Linked DNA regions of Homo sapiens: region 1 is linked to region 2. A link is an interaction called in ENCODE POLR2A ChIA-PET data of the cell type or tissue named here. Cell type or tissue: Panc1. All regions are shown on one strand. Each heading gives the region's core, and the rest is flanking DNA. Links, peaks and the distances in the headings are about the cores only. Region 1 has its middle 12 kb from the start of IL6. Region 2 has its middle 63 kb from the start of STEAP1B-AS1.

Region 1 (8,036 bases), core at 1,479-6,478, 90 kb after region 2:
CCTTGGTGACACAGTGAGATTCTGTCTCAAAAGAAAAATAAATAAAATAAAATACCTTTAGAGAGTAAAATGACTCTACTTTCAGTACTCTCTCCTTTAAGGTTTTTTAACAACACAAATCAGCAACATAGAAGGAACACCAGTATAAGAAGATTAACAGACAGTACAAATTAGAAATGCATGAAGAAGGTTGGGTATTTATCTGAAGTTCTCTATTGGAATTTTGAGCTTAGTTAGAACTTTGTAGTCTACCCCAAATTACAGGGAAGTGGGTCTTCTTATAGTTGGTGTTATTTTATAAGATAATGAAAGGGAGACTCAGTGAGGTGCAGTGATAGGCCTGGGGCATGGGAGTCGGACCTCAAACTCAATTTCAAACCCCATATTTTAGAGCACTCTGTAGCTACATAAGTTATGAAAGTAGGGGTTTTATTTAAATTCAAATATATTAAGTGAGGAAAGAGAGATGCTGTGATAGAGACCTGAATGTACTTTGGGTTGGCTAGGACTGGTTTTTCTTACTTTTTTGTTTCGTTTTAAAGTCCATACCTGGGAGATGTCGAATCATAAAGATCTGCCTATTTTTCACCACTGGTTCCCCAAACACAGAGAGGACCCAGGCAGATGCACCCTGGGCATTCCAGACATGGTGTGCTGTAGAGGCTGGTAGGATTCTTGTGTCTCCAAGATTGAATTCATTCCCTATGGTTGAACTCTTTATGTCCCAGATCAGACCTGGGAATATTAACTTCTAGAACGTTTCCTAAAATTATGTGTTTTGGAATCTGATAGATTTGAGTGTGAATCGGCTTTATTACCTTCTAGCTATGGGATCACAGGTAAGTTAATTGACCTCTCTGAACTTTGGTGTCCCCATCTATAAAATGTAGATTGTTGATTTGTGTGAATGGATTTGTTCAACATATATTTCTTCATCATTTACTATATGCCATACACTGTGCCAGATACTGGAGATAGGAAGATAAAACACCTTAACCTCACAAAGCGTCCACTGTGGTGGGGGAGACACATGTAAGTCATCATTCTAGTGCCATATAACAATTCTAGTAGACATAGAGAGAGTAGTAGCATCTCACCTGTGGTAGAGGCTTCTACTGCTCACTTATGTCCAATCTCCTTTCCTTCCAGCCTCATGAGAGGATTACACTTCTGTCCCTTGGAGTTAGGCAGAGCCACGGAACAGGGCTGGCCAGTGGGCTGAGAATGGGACTAATGCAGTCACTTCTGGGCCAATACACTTCATAGCTAGCACAATACCCTCTCTTCTCCTGCCACAGCAACCAAGGAGGCTGAGTGTTCTGGATGGTACAATTACAGAATGATGGAGCTTCCATTGGCTCCATCAGGCAAGTCTCTGAAGGGAGTTGCCCAAGTGAATGACCCAGCCCTGCAGCAGACTTTCACCGGCCAAGCAAAAAATTGTATTAAGCCACCAAGATTTCTGTATTTTAAGTCACCACAGCATGATATAGCCTCAGGAATTCATAAGCCCACCTGCAAAAGGCGTTCTGAAAGAGCAGAAGACTGAGTGGGTATTGACTGATGAGTGATAGAAGAGCCAGGGGATGAGGTGGGGAAGGACCATTAGAGCAGAGAGGGAGGAAGAGCAAAGGCCCAGAGGGCTGAAATGGCCGGGTAAGGTGGGTAATTGCAAGCAGTTCAGGTGTACTGGAATGTAAAGAGAAAGGGAGAGGGACAAGAGACAGAGGGAAGAGGTGGACAAAACCAAACTCTGGAAGGCCTTGTGGGCAATATCACTAGCTTGGCCTTTACCATAAAGATCATGTGAACTACGTAGGGTTTTGAGCAGATTGATATGCTTATCTGTGCTTATGTAGAGGAGACATTGGGGCAGAACTAGAGACAGGAGACCAAGATGAAACTAAACAACTTATGGAAAGTACCTACTGTAGTACCTGGCAGACAGAAGTATGTGACTTCCCTTTTCCCTTCCTCAGCTCATATATTAATGTAGTTTTAGAAATTAGCCAAGCCTGGACCTCAGCATTCTTACTTTTAGGACTTGTTAGAAACAGATGCTTTATTGTATAAAAATATGTGTACAGGAATGTCTCTTGCAGCCTTGCCAGCAGAGGTAGAAAATAAAAAATGACCTGGATGTCCATCAAGAGAAAATTGGCTAAATAAGTCGTGTAACTTGCTATGTTACATGCTATCTAAGAGAATAAAGCTATGTTAACTGACCTGGATGGAGTATCCATGGTCTAGAGCTAGGTGAGAAAAAAAAAAAAAAACTTGTAGAGTAATAACCATTGTATGATCTTATTACTATAAAATAAACAAACCAACCTCGATTCTACATATGTAATTAGGATGCCTATTGATATCCTACTGTGTGAGCCCATGGCAGGGTGCCAAAAGTGGTACAAGCTGTTAACAGTGGTCAGCTCACTCAAGGGGCTGGCAATCTTGCCATTGTTACACTTAGCATGTGTTACTTTTATACCTTTTTTTAGTTAATAGGAAAGCTAAAAAGAAAAACACTATCCTAGAGAATTGGAATTGCTAGTGCTTTTCTCATAGAGATTGTTCTCAATTGCAAAGGCATAAAAACCAATCTTTAAGCCAGAAGATTCCTTGCCGAGTTGAAGTTTCCTCTTCTTGCTGGAACACAATTGTTTTTAAATCTAATGTCCCATCTTGAGTGTTCTGTGATTATTAATTACAATGGATTGAACCACAGAATCTCAGAGGATTTAAACGGATCCAGAATTTCAATGCTAATTGCTCTCTGAGAGTAAGCAACGTTCACTTTTAGGAAATGAATTGGCCTTCCCATCAGGATAAGCAAATTACTTTGGGCTGTGGGAAAAAAGGTAACTAATCTTCTAAAAGGATATATTGGTCTTAAAAGAACAAGGATATGAAAATCACACTGAATCATTAAAAACTCCTTAAGGTCAGGGATTAAGGCCTGTAATAGGTTGATGAATTGAATCTAACTTAATTATAAAGCAAAGCACTAACCTCATAGAATACCTGAGTCAAGTTCCCTGTGTTCTCATTTTCTAGCCTCTTCTACCAGACACTATGAAAAATAACAGCCCCATCTCTCCAGAAAATCTTAGGAGATATAGGCGTGCTGAATTTAAGGTGTCTGTGGCACATGCAAGTGGATCAGCCACTGGGCTGTCCAGAATGCAAGAGAGAACTCAGAGTTGGGGACATAAACTTGGCAGTCATCTGTGTAAAAGAGAAAAGGTAGGTAAAGTCCCACAAGGATGGGTTGGCCTACAGAAGGCACAGAGAGAAGAGAGCCTGGTTTAGCATGGGCTACGATCAGAGTCCCTGGGTTCAAATCTTGGCTCCACCCATTTCTATCTGGTTGCTCTAGGGCATGTTACCTAGTTCTTGTAATGCTCCGTTTTCTCATCTGAAAAACCCAGTTGATAGCCATAGCTCCCTTAGAAATATTGTGATGAAAGGCTGGGCACGATGGTTCACGCCTGTAATCCCAGCACTTTGGGAAACCAAGGTGGGCAGATCACAAAGTCAGGAGTTCAAGACCAGCCTGGCCAATATGGTGAAACACTGTCTGTACCAAAAATACAAAAATTAGCGAGGCGTAGTGGTGGGTGCCTGTAGTCCCAGCTACCAGGGAAGCAGAGGTTGCAGTGAGCTGAGCTCTCACCACTGCACTCCAGCCTGGGCAACAGAGCGAGACTCCGTCTCAAAAAAAAAAAAAAAAAGAAAGAAAGAAAAGAAAAGATAAAAGAAATATTGTGATGAGGGCTAAATAAGATAATATACACAGACTTAGAGCACCTAGCTCACAGTGGACCCTCTGAAATGTTCCCTATTACTGTACAGGGCTCGGCTAGAGCAAGGGCCCAGGGAATATCCACCAGAAGGAGGAGATGCAGGGAGAGAGGAGGGAGGCAGGCCAAGCAGGAAGGGGTGGTCAGTAGCTTCAGATGGGCTACAGGTAAGGCAAGCTTAGGACCAGAATGTTTCATTGGATTTAGCCACAAGAGGTCATTTGGAGTGGGTCAAAGCTATTCTGGGTAGAAGCCAAACAGTTTCCAAAGCAAAACAGGCGGCAACACTAGCATTCAGAGAGATCCAGGGACCAAGAATCTTAAAGAAAGGTTTAAAATGGTCAAAATAAACTTGCATTTAATTAACATTTTCATGAGTACTACAGTAATACATAATCAATGCAGAAAACCTGGAAAACAAAGAAAACTACAAAGAGGAAAAGAAGTATTTCTCATTCTACCTTCCAGACATACCTACATTTCTTCCCGTGTATGTGTATTTATATCAGGTGTAACAAGCATAGTTCATCTTGTCGTGTGACAAGCATAGTCTGAATTTGCCCAATATTTCAAAACCTATTATTTAAAGAAACTTGAAGAAAACCTGGAAGAATATTTTCATTGTATCAAAGTAGACTAAATAGGCCATTTTAAGTATGTCACAAAATCTAGAAGCATAAAAGAAAGGATATATAGTCTGCTTCATATAAATCAAAACTTTCTGCATGGCAAAAACACTATAAATTAAGCAGAAAGACGAATGATAAATTTTAAAAGACATGTGAAAAACAAACGTTTGCTCCTTGGAATATATCAAGAAGGGCTTTGAATCAATGGAAAAGGATCAATAACTGACAGAAAGATAGACAACGGATATGAACATAGAATTCACGGAAAACAAAATAAAAATGGTTCTTGAATACCTGACCAGGTGCTCAATCCTACTTATACAAGAGAGATGCAAATTAAAACTACGCTGATATAAGTTCTTCCCTCTGCAATCTGGCAAAGATCAAGAAAACTGACAGTATCATGTGCTGACAAACATATGAGGAACAGCTGTTCCCATACATCACTGGAGGGAGTATTAAATTTGTACAACCTCTACCTGTCTCTGTCTCAAAACTGCCCATATCCTTTGAGTCAGCAATTCAATTTCTAGGAAACTATCACACTAATACACTCACATGTATGAAATCGCACATGGACAAGATTATTCATTGCCGCTTTAGCTGTAATAACAAAAGATTGGAAACAACCTAAAATTCCCTTAATGGGGGACTGGTTAAATACATGGAATTCGAAGGCTAAAAAGGAAGAAGCAATTCTGCATCTCCTGATAAGAAATGATTGCTAAAACCCATTCAATAAAGAAAGCAAAATGTAGAACAGTGTAACTGATGTGCCATCACTTATGTAGAAGAATAAAAATAAATCCTAGGAAATATGAATATTTTGCTAATACATGCATGAAGTATTTCTAGAAGGAATCACAAGAACCCAGTAGTTACCCCTAATGGCTCACACATGGTGGAAGTGTAAATTTTTTTTGTAATTTTGTTACTAAGTACTCTTTGTTATCTTTTGAATTTTGTGCCATGGGTATGTGTTACCTATGTAAAAACTAGAAACTTAACATATAACATTTTAAAACAATGGCTGCGTGTGGTGGCTCATGCCTGTAATTCCTGTGCTTTAGGAGGCCAGGAGTTCACAATCAGTCTGGGCAATATAGTGAGACCTTGTCTCTACAAAAAACAATTCTAAAACATTTCAAAACCAAATGAAATCTATGAGCCACTTTATTTGCCTTTTTTTTTTTTGGTGGTCATTTTGGGTTTTGCTTTTTTTTTTTTTCAGCTGCCTTTCCCCTTCTTGCTTTGTCTATGTTGATGCTTTTCTCTCTTTTTCCCTTCTCCTCTCTGTTTCCCTTGCCCCACCTCTGTCTAATACATCAACAACTAAACAACAACAATTATCATCTACCAACAATTTAGCATATACCAATAACTGTCCTTAATGGATAGGATTTCATTTAATTCCCACAACCACCCCCAGATGGTTAAGTATTATTTGCCACAGTTTACAAATGAGGAAACGCAGGCACAGGGAATTGAAGTGCCTTGCCCAAACCCACACAAGCTGTAAATGATGGAGCTGGGATTTAAACCAAGTCGGCCTCTGCAATCCATGTTTTCTCTAGTAAACCATACTGCCTGTGATATGGAATAAGTACATGTATTTTTTTTCTTAACTTTTGCGTAAAGTATGACCATCTTTGTTTCTAATTTGTAAATCAAATAAGCTTAATATTTTATATGGCTTTTAGAAAGCACATATACAAAGAAAATTTTATAAATTAAACTGTTCTTTACTTCTAAATCTTTGACGATTATTTCCAAGACATAAATTCCAAGGAGATCCCAGCTTTCATTCGTTTACCATCCTGTGCACCAACCACGTACTCAAATTCATGCTATTCCTTCGCACAAGAAAGATAGAGCCCTCAAGAAACTCTCAATCAACTGGGGAGAAAATAATAACAGTATTAATAGCTCATGTTTACTGGGACTCTACCATGTGCCAGGCAGATGCTAAGCACTTTACATAGGTTCTGATAACTCTGTGACATAAGGTGCAACTGCTACCTCCATTTTTAAAATGAGAACAATTAAGCCCAGATGTTAACTTCCCAGCGGACCTCAGCTTAGAAAGTACAGAACAAGGATTTGAACCTAGGCAGTTTGGCTCCAGAGCCTGTGCCATCACAACACTGCCCGGAAACAGATTAGTACAGTACATGCCCCTGCGGGAGAGCCCAGAGGAGAACCTGCACTATTCCTGGAAATTGATCAGCAGAGGCTTCTGGGAGGATCGAGGCATGATTTGAGTCTTGACAGAAGTTCAGAACACAGAGACGTCACGGCATTCTACCCTGCACTGAAACTGTTCTAAAAAGACTGGCATGCTTCGGAGAGAAAAAAAAAAATGTAGCATAGAGTCTCCTGTGACCTGCCTGGGAGCTGTGCCATGCAATGGAACCAAATTTCCTTCAGGGAGTTTTACATTTTACTCAATATTCTGAAGTTTAGCTATCACACAATTAAGTATCAACCAGGTTCCTGTCATCAGTGGGTACTGTTGGAAGAGGACAGGGAATTGGATTTAACAACACTGTTTGTTCTTCTAATGCAACATCGTAGAAATATGTAACAGAACTGTAATGGAGATGAATCACAAGAAGGACGCAGCACAAGATGCTATGCCAAGAATAATATTAGGAGAAGTGACGTTCTGTCATTCTGTTACAGTTAAGAGTAAACTTATGATCCAAGAAGCAGCAATCCTTTAGAGACCCTGAGAACTCTTCAGGGCTCTCCTCGTCCTTTTCACTCAGGGCCCCAAAGCCAGCCTCTTCATTCATCAGCTCTGGATGGGACAGACAGTGACAAAGCAGAAATCCCTAGGCCCCTGGGCTGCTGCTGTGCAGCAGCAAACTCCCTCACTGTGACTAACTTTCTGCTTCTAACTTATCCCATGGCTCAGAAAAGCTGGGCTCAGCCTCTGCCTTGATCCATCAAGCCATGATCCAGCACGTGGCTGGGGAAAATCTGAGCGCATATAATTCTGTAGGACAAGGTGTGTCCTGCGCACATCCTAACTCTCCCTCATTCAGGTGGCAGCCTGTGCCTATCTGTTTATAAAAGTGGCAGCCTTCATTCTGAGGTATAGAAGCAGCATACTTTGACCAGAACAATCTCTTTCCTTAAAAAGCTTTGTGATCAATTGCCTTTGAAATGAGAGAAGATCAAATAATCCTTAATGCCTTTGATACATCCTTTTCTTACACTCCCCAAATAGAGCTCATACAATATAACTAATCTCTGGAATGGATTGATTTTGCCTTCAAAATATCCTTTTATTTCCTTGGACCCACTTATGGTCTGGAAGATATTTAACAACTAGCTAAGGAACAGAGGGAAGGGAGGGCTCTGATTGTAGCATTTGCCAATTTCCATGGTGTAATGTTTCCACACTAATTTCAAGCTACCATCAGGAGTCACTTAATGTAGAGTTGGGAAGAGATCAGTACAGTTGGCTCTCTTGAACCGGCCAGCTCCTGTGCAACCCTGCCTGGGCTCCTCCATCTGGTGTCATGCTGAGATGTTTGCAACAGCCTCTGAGCCCACCTCCCAGACTACAATCCCCTGGGGTCTTCTTCCTGCTCACTCAGAT
Region 2 (8,036 bases), core at 924-5,923:
AAATCAAAGAAGATGTGGGTAGAGAACTGCTGTTACTGATAAATGCCCATTCAGTGGTGTGGCAGAGATGAAAGCCCATTGGAGTGGGCTGAGGATGAGAATGAATGATGAGGAAACGTAGACCTTGGGGTTGGATGACTCCCTCCAGAAATTTTTCAGTAAAAGGAAACAGGGAACTGCGCAATAGTTAGAGGGAGCATGGGATCACTTTTTTTGAGAGAGATGATACTAAGTAATTTTTATAATATATGCTAGTAGGAAAGATCCAGTAGTGAAGGAGAAGTCAGTGGTGCACAAGAGGAAGGAGACAGCTTCAGGATTGACACCCTTGAGAAGGTGAGAAGGGCTGGATTCACAACATACACATGCTTCTCCGCAAACAGGACCCTTTGTGTCTAATACAGCACTGACTCAGTAAATAAACTGAAACTTGAAAAGGTAGAAACAGAAAGCCAGTGTTCTTTCCCACCACCATGCCACAGAACTACCTTTCTCAACTTGTACTTTCCTGCTCCTGGACAAAAGCTCCAGAACATCTCATGGCTTTTTCAATTACTCTCAGATAACAACAACAACAAAAAAATCCATTAGTCATGTTTAGCACCCTGTGTATTATCAACACTCCAAAATTTAATTTTAAGTTTCTCCTCTCCTCTAGCTCTGGCCTTTGCCACACCAGGAAATCACCAGTGAGGGAAGGGTAGGAGAAGTTGCTTCTCCTTTCCTGCTTGCTTCACCTCATCCACAGTCAGTCTGACCTGCTGGTTTGTTTTTGTTTTGTTTTGTTTTGCTTTTTTGGCAGTTCCATGGCTGGAATCCAGTAGGTAAGAAAGGTAAAAGAAAGGCCTTATTCAGTTGGTGTGTTATAATTCAGCATAGATGCCCTTTCAGGATGCAGAATTTAAGTACTAATTTTCTCTCTTCTGAAGCATTTTTATAGATTCTTCAAAGACATCCAATAGATAAGAATCTCCCAAAGAGATCAGCTGGACCCCTGCCCCATGGTTTCCGACAGTTCATCTCCATCTGTTGAGGTCACCTTCTCTCAAGGTCCTCTCGGTGTCTACTACAAAATGATCCAATCTAGTCCCTTCCATGGGGTTCTCATCTGACTGAGGGGAAACACCTTTGCCCCACCAAACCCTGGAAGTACAACTTATGACCAATGAAACTCTCTATTCCATGGCTCCAGAGCAGCAAACTAGAGACAGTCTCCCCTCTTCAAACTTCTCATGTTTTCCTTCATACTCCGGGGGACACGTGTCAACTTCTCTGAGAGTTTATCTTCCAGCTCTCCTTAGTTGGTTTGAAATGGCAGGTGTATTCCCTCCCCTCCCTCCCCAATGCCCCCACACACTGACAACTCTCTCCAAAGATGCTCTCCACCCTGGCATCTCTGATCCTCTCTATTATGTCACCTGGACCTGGCCAATGGACTAATGCCAGCAACACAGATGTCACTGTCTCTAAGCATATCCTGCCTAGATGGTTCAATACCTCCCTTTGGAATACTGGAATATTTGGTTCTCAAACTTGGGGTACCTGCCAAAACTCTGAGAGCAAATGAATCTCATTTTAATATTCTACAGAAATCCATAAAAAGAGGGTGAGTGCATAAACAGTCAGTGTCACTGCTGTGGCCAGAGTTTGCCTGATATTGCATTTGACTTTCATAAATTATTCCTTCCAGCATCCTTCTTCCTAACCATTTATCTTTCTTATACTCTACAGCAGAAGTAGGAAGGGGCAGGGAGACCACATGCCATTACAAAGGTTGTTAACTGCACAAGGCACCTGGCTGAGGAGGTGAATGGTAAATAAAATATAAAGTACTGTTTGTTTTAGGTCCCCAGCTTGGGGCTGCACAGTCCTTGAGGGTAACCTGTTTTATTTCATTCTCAAAAAGGTGTCTCATGGCTTAGCAGAGGCCCTGGAAAGAAGCTACAGAAACACAGGAGGAATCACTCGTCCAAACAGAATGATAATGGCTCTGTGGTAGAAGAGAGAGCACTATAATAGTAGTATGAGATTTATCTTTGCCCAAAAGGATGATGTGACCTAATACAGAAAATCCAGGAGGCACACTGATTGGGGCTGGCAAGAAGGGATAAGCAAAGATAGACTCCAACCAGGAAGAATGAGCAGAATTTGAACTGGATTAAAAAGTTAGTTGAGCCAATTAAATTCAAATGGAGAAGATAACTCATCTAAAATTACTTTCTCTCATTTTGAAATATCATTTGGCATTGGTTCATTGTTTTAAGTATTCAACTATGTTACAGAAATGCCTCTACACTTCTTTGCACTAACAGGATTCCAGACCCTGCCCATGGGGTTAGCGATGCGATCTGAGTACACCTCCCACCCCTTTCCTTGCCTGGAACATTTGACCCTCTGAAGTCATCCAAAAGATCTGGATCAGGGGTGGCTAAGAAACTACGTATGTCTATGAATGATGGAGGTAATGGCTGTTTGCATCTCCCTTAGGTTAATACTCAGAAATAAATATAAATTCTAGGAAGGAAGCTTCTGATTGTGTAGTTATGGTAAATTACTTTGGTTTAAACTACCAACTGTACCTGGACTGGTGAGAGAGTGAGTGAGAGTGAGCAAGTAAGGCAAAAGAGAGAGAGACTGATTATGGTTATTAAGTTTCTCGAAAACCCTTAGCTACATGTTGGCTTCTTCTTGATATAACACAAAACAAACTACTCTCCTAAGTAAACCAAGAATATTAAAAACTTCTTTTTTTTTTTTTTTTTTTTTGAGTCAGGGTCTCACTCTTTTGCCCAGGCTGGAATGCAATGACGTAATCACAGCTCATTGCATCCTTGACTTCCCAGGCTCAAGTGATCTTTCCACCTCAGCCTCCCAAGTAGCTGGGACTACAGGCACAAGCCATCATGCCCAGCTAATTTTTATTTTTTTAAATCTTTTTGTAGAGATGGTGTCCCATTGTGTTGTCCAGGCTGGTCTTGAACTCCTGGCCTCACGCGATCCTCCCACCTCAGCCTTCCGAAGTACTATTACAGGTGTGAGCCACTGCGCCTGGTCAAAAAATTCTAATCCTTAAGAGAGTAACACAAAGCCCTAAGGTAAATTACCTTGTTTATTATAGAATAAAGGTAGACTTAAAGGCAGGTACTTTCTTCTCCTAGCTCGCATTGCATTTAGTATTCAGTATAACCTGCTATTTATAAAGTTATCCAAAGGCATCTTGGCATGAACCAAACCACACAGACAAGATAACATCACTTCCCTGGGAATTGCTAAGCTTCCTTTGGTCTCTCCCCTGTCAGCAGAGGCAGAGAGGTGCTGCCTCAATCCTAGCATACTGGAGACATGATTTTTCCACTGCAAGTTGCATCCTATTCCATAGCCACATGGGATCCTGACAACTGAGGACTAAAGTAGACAGTGAGCCTCTGAGCAAATTCACTGTTGATGGGCTTGTCACTAAAAATTCACTTCAGTTGTACAGAACCAAACCAAGTATTACAGGAGAAGGGATTTGCCTCGCAACCAGAAAATAGACGTTACTCTCCATACTAGCCTTAGAGATTCTCAGCACTGCAGGACAATAAACATGAGCAGGTTGGACTCCTTGCCTGATGTGAGAATTCCTCTGCAGCATCCTTGTCAAATTCTCATCTATTGGTAGAAGTAGAATTGCTGGGTAGAAGAAAAGCACATTATTACCTTTATCGGCACTAAGAAATCACACTCCGAAAAGGTTATAACAAGTTATACTCCCTTCAATTAGGTTTTACGTTGTCTCCTATTCTCACTAATACCAGACATTCAACATTATGAGATTATTTAGTTTTGTCAAATCTGATTTACCAAATAGTATATCTGCATATATGCATACCTATATCATATAGAGTGGGTATTTTAATTTTTTTTTTTTTTTTGAGATGGAGTCTTACTCTGTTGCACAGGCTGGAGTGCCACTGTGCCATCTCAGCTCACTGCAACCTCGGCCTCCTGAGTTCAAGTGATTCTCCTGCCTCAGCCTCCCAAGAAGCTGGGATTACACACACACCACCACCATACCCAGGTAATTTTCGTATTTTTGTAGATACGGGTTTCACCACATTGACCAGGCTGGTCTCAAACTCCTGACCTCAAGTAATCTGCCGGCCTTGGGCTCCCAAAGTGCTGGGATTACAGGCATGAGCCACCACACTCGGCCTAATTTGTATTATTGATATTAGCAGGTTTATTGCTAATTAGTGTTTCTTCTTTGAGTTTTTCTTTTTCCTTATTTTTTTCTGTATAAGCCTTTGATCTGCTATGTATGTTGCAAATTTTTCCCCATCTTTCTCACTTGTTCTTTAACTTTGTTCAGAGTATATTCTGTCATGTAAATATTTTAAATTTTCATGTGGTCAAATATGTTGGTCTTTTAGGATTTCTAGGTTTTACACTGTGCTTAGAAAGGCCTTTCCTATCTCATGATGATAAAAATACTCATTCTTCTGGAGTTTTGTTGTCATCTTTTTGCAAATCATTTATTCATCTAGATAGAGCCTGAATATAAAGATCTAACTTTTTTCTTTCCAAATAGTTTAAAAGACCTCTTATACCTCCATTCTCCAATCTGAATAGCTGAATGAATGAGAGAGTGAAAAATAGTACTGGCAATTAGTTGAATGGGCTCTTACTGTTTTTCACCACCGCCTCAGATCCAGGACAAAGGGAAGGGACTGAATTCCCATTCTGCAGAGGTTACACCTCCCTCCTTATTTTGTCATATCTTCCCTGAGTCTATATAATAATTAGTTAGCAAAATAACATAATTGGAAAAAAAGCTTCTCTGAGATGTGTAGATACTTTCTCAAATGTGCACTGACTAAGGTCTTATCATAATTTTCTTAAGGAACAACTCTCTTTCCATCCTAAATGCCAGACCAATGATATGATCTTTGGCAATGTACTCTGGAAGAAATAAAGTAGCATCTCATTCATTCCTTGCTGTCTTCAGATGACAGTCTATGGAGTATGGGTGTATTTGTAGGGGTGAAAGTGACAAAAAAGAAGGCAAGCCATATGAAGATTATATCTGCTTAAAATTGACACGTTTAAATTTCTGCAAAGATTCCAGACACTGTTTTAAGACAGCTGAAAAACCACTAAACTATTCTGCCCACATGCCCCAAATATTCTATCTCACCATAACCCTCTTGGATTTACACATACCAAAATGCTCAAGGGCCATTTCCTGAATTTCTGCCAAATGTTCCGATAACACTTCAGCTTAGATTAATTCAAATTCCAAGGAAAACACCAAAGTGATTTATGACAAGGAAAAAGAGATATTTAAACTAAAAACATAATCAACAGTAATTTACAAACTGAAGATAATTTTATGTCACTACTCAATTTTGGAAAAGCAACTCTTGTAGGAATTTCCCTTCTCTCCCCCAGTGTACAAATAGCCAGACTTTTCATGTGGACATCACTATTTACAGTAAATGGAAGACCTTGCATCTCACTTCTAAAAATAGGTAAGATACTCTATAAAAGGATATGTCTCACTTCAAATAATCCCTTTTACTTATTAAAACAGGTATTTATATTTTATCATATAGAGATTATTTCTTTATGGAGTTAAAAAATGGATGGCCAGGTACAGTGGCTCATGCCTATAATCCCAGCACTTTGGGAGGCCGAGGCAGGAGGATGACTTGAGCCCAGGAGTTTGAGATCAGCCTGGGCAACATAATAGAACCCCACCTCTACAAAATAAAATTTTTTAAAAAAAGATGGATGTGTCACTTAACTTTGTTGAAGCTGATCTAAAGTTACAGGTTGGGCTGAAAATTATAAAATTCTAATTTATTTGAAAAATGTTAAAGTATCAAGTTAGCTTTTATCTTTGTAAGGATATTATTGCATCCTTCATTATACTGAAAAAAATTTAAGCTCCTATATTATTTTACTCATGATAAAAAATGGCTACATCAAAACATATTGGCAAATATACATACTTTGATAGATTTTATTAAGCAGTGGTCTTTCACCAATGATTATACAGTCATGCATCACTTAACAACAATGGGGATACATTCTGGTAAATGCATTGTTAGATGATTTTGTCATTGTGCAAACATCATAGAGTGTACTTACACAAACCTAAAGGGTATATAGCCTACTACACACACCTAGGTTATGTGGTATAGCCTATTGCTCCTAGGCTACGAACCCATTCAGCATGTGACTGTACTGAATACTATAGGCAATTATAACACCATGGTAAGTATTTATGTATCAAAACATAGAAAAGGTACAGTAAAAATATGGTATTATAAACTTATGGGGCTACTGTCATATATGCAGCCTATCATTGACCAAAACATCATTATGCAGTGTATAACTATTTTTTTAAATTCTCACTCTTATTTCATCCAAGTAGTTAAATTCTTAATGAATTTTGTCCCCAAAATTTGTAAAAAAGAAAAATATAGGAAAACAGTTCAGCTTATAATAGCGGCAGCAGAGGAGAGGGTTATAGCTTAGAAACTGGAAAGAATAGTTCTGTTAAAACAAGCAAAAGCAAAAGACATTTAAGTTACCAAGCAACTATGACAGGAAGATTGTGAGGCTGAGTGAAAATGATTGTTTAGGGTATAGCTTTAAAAATCAGCTGGACTTGTCACCATTTAAAAATAGATTCCAAGCAAAATAATAAAAACCCTTATTTTACAGTTACTATCTAGTCCGAACATTAGTTGCGTTGGGCAGAATAACAGCCCCCAAAGATAATGTTCAGTTCCTACTTGCTGGAACTTGTGAATATATTACTTTATGTGGCAGAAGGGACTTTGCAGATGTGATTGAGGATCTTGAGATGGTGAGATTACAATTGATAGTAAATTATAATATTATCTGTATTATCTAGGCAGGCCAAATGTAATTAGAAGGGTCCTTCTAAGAAGGAGGTAAAAGGGTCCAAGTGAGAGATGTGTTGCTAGAAGCAGAGTGTCAGAGAGAGGTTTGAAGGTGTTACATTACTGGCTTAGAAAATGGAGGGAGGGGCTTTGAGCCAAGGAATGCAAGTGATTTCTAGAAGCCAGAAAGCAAGGAAATGGATTCTCCCCTGGAGCCTCCAGAGGGAATACAGCCCTGCCAACACCTTGACTTTAGCCCAGTGAAACTGATTTTGGACTTTTGACCTCCAGAACCATAAGACAATACATCTGTGTTTTGTTAATGCTGCTAAATTTGTACTAATTTGTTACAGTGGCAGTAGGATACTAATATATTAGCGTAGCCCAAGCCATCTGTGAAATGAATACATTTGCACTCATTTGAACAAGAGACCTCCATATGGGTGTCACATCTCTCTATGTGAAGAGCTTTATGGAACAGTATTCTGGACAGGTAAATGCACAGGGCTAGCAGCCTAGAGGAAGTGTGGAAGGAAAAGAGTTGGAGAAGAACTGATGGGTACAAGGGACCACATTTGCAGTAGAAAAGGCCCAAGGTAAGGGGATGAAGGTCACTGTCGGATACCAGTGCCTCTGCAATGAAGGTTTCAAGGTGAAGACCAACTCCAGTAAAGAGCTTGGTGGAGATCCTGGTCCCTATGCTCATTTTTAATTTTTTTTCTCTTTCTTAACCAGCCAACAACAAAACATTTAAATGTATTTGCTGCACTTACAAATGTCTCTAGAAATATGTAATGCATGATTTCAAAATGGGCCTGAACAGTTGTCTGAGTGGGAGACAAACACAATTAGTCTGCGTCCCACTGCCTGGTGAGGTGGCCTGCTGGGGATCCATGGGGGCAGGCTGGTGGAGAACTGAGCTCTTCTTTCTGGCAGTCATTGAACACTCATTGAGGCCAAATACTATCACCCCTGGCTCAGACAGGACCCAGGGCTATTAGGGGAGAACAGAATGGCAGGTGCCTGAGGCTTTGAGTAAGGAAGGAGGCGCTCACCCACCTGCATACTGTCGCTGAGTCAGGCTGCCCCAGAGTGCGGGAATCAAGGGCAACACATCTCTGCTGCTCCTGCCATCACATGTTC

Evidence for each region. Peaks named below come from ENCODE experiments on the same cell type or tissue, not always from the same donor. Only the 100,000 strongest peaks of a DNase experiment are listed, where the experiment ranks them.
Region 1: POLR2A ChIA-PET joins it to region 2 with 16 read pairs; 8 of 35 experiments call an interaction of 5 or more read pairs at or near these places.

Annotation. Positions count from the first base shown.
Region 1 is chr7:22,711,281-22,719,316 of GRCh38, forward strand. No RefSeq gene overlaps it. Among named protein-coding and RNA genes, the nearest start is that of IL6, 12 kb to the right of the region's middle. In Panc1, for the core only: no CTCF peak of the experiment used is centred there; no DNase peak of the experiment used is centred there; H3K27ac peaks cover 3,235 bases.
Region 2 is chr7:22,622,186-22,630,221 of GRCh38, forward strand. No RefSeq gene overlaps it. Among named protein-coding and RNA genes, the nearest start is that of STEAP1B-AS1, 63 kb to the left of the region's middle. In Panc1, for the core only: no CTCF peak of the experiment used is centred there; no DNase peak of the experiment used is centred there.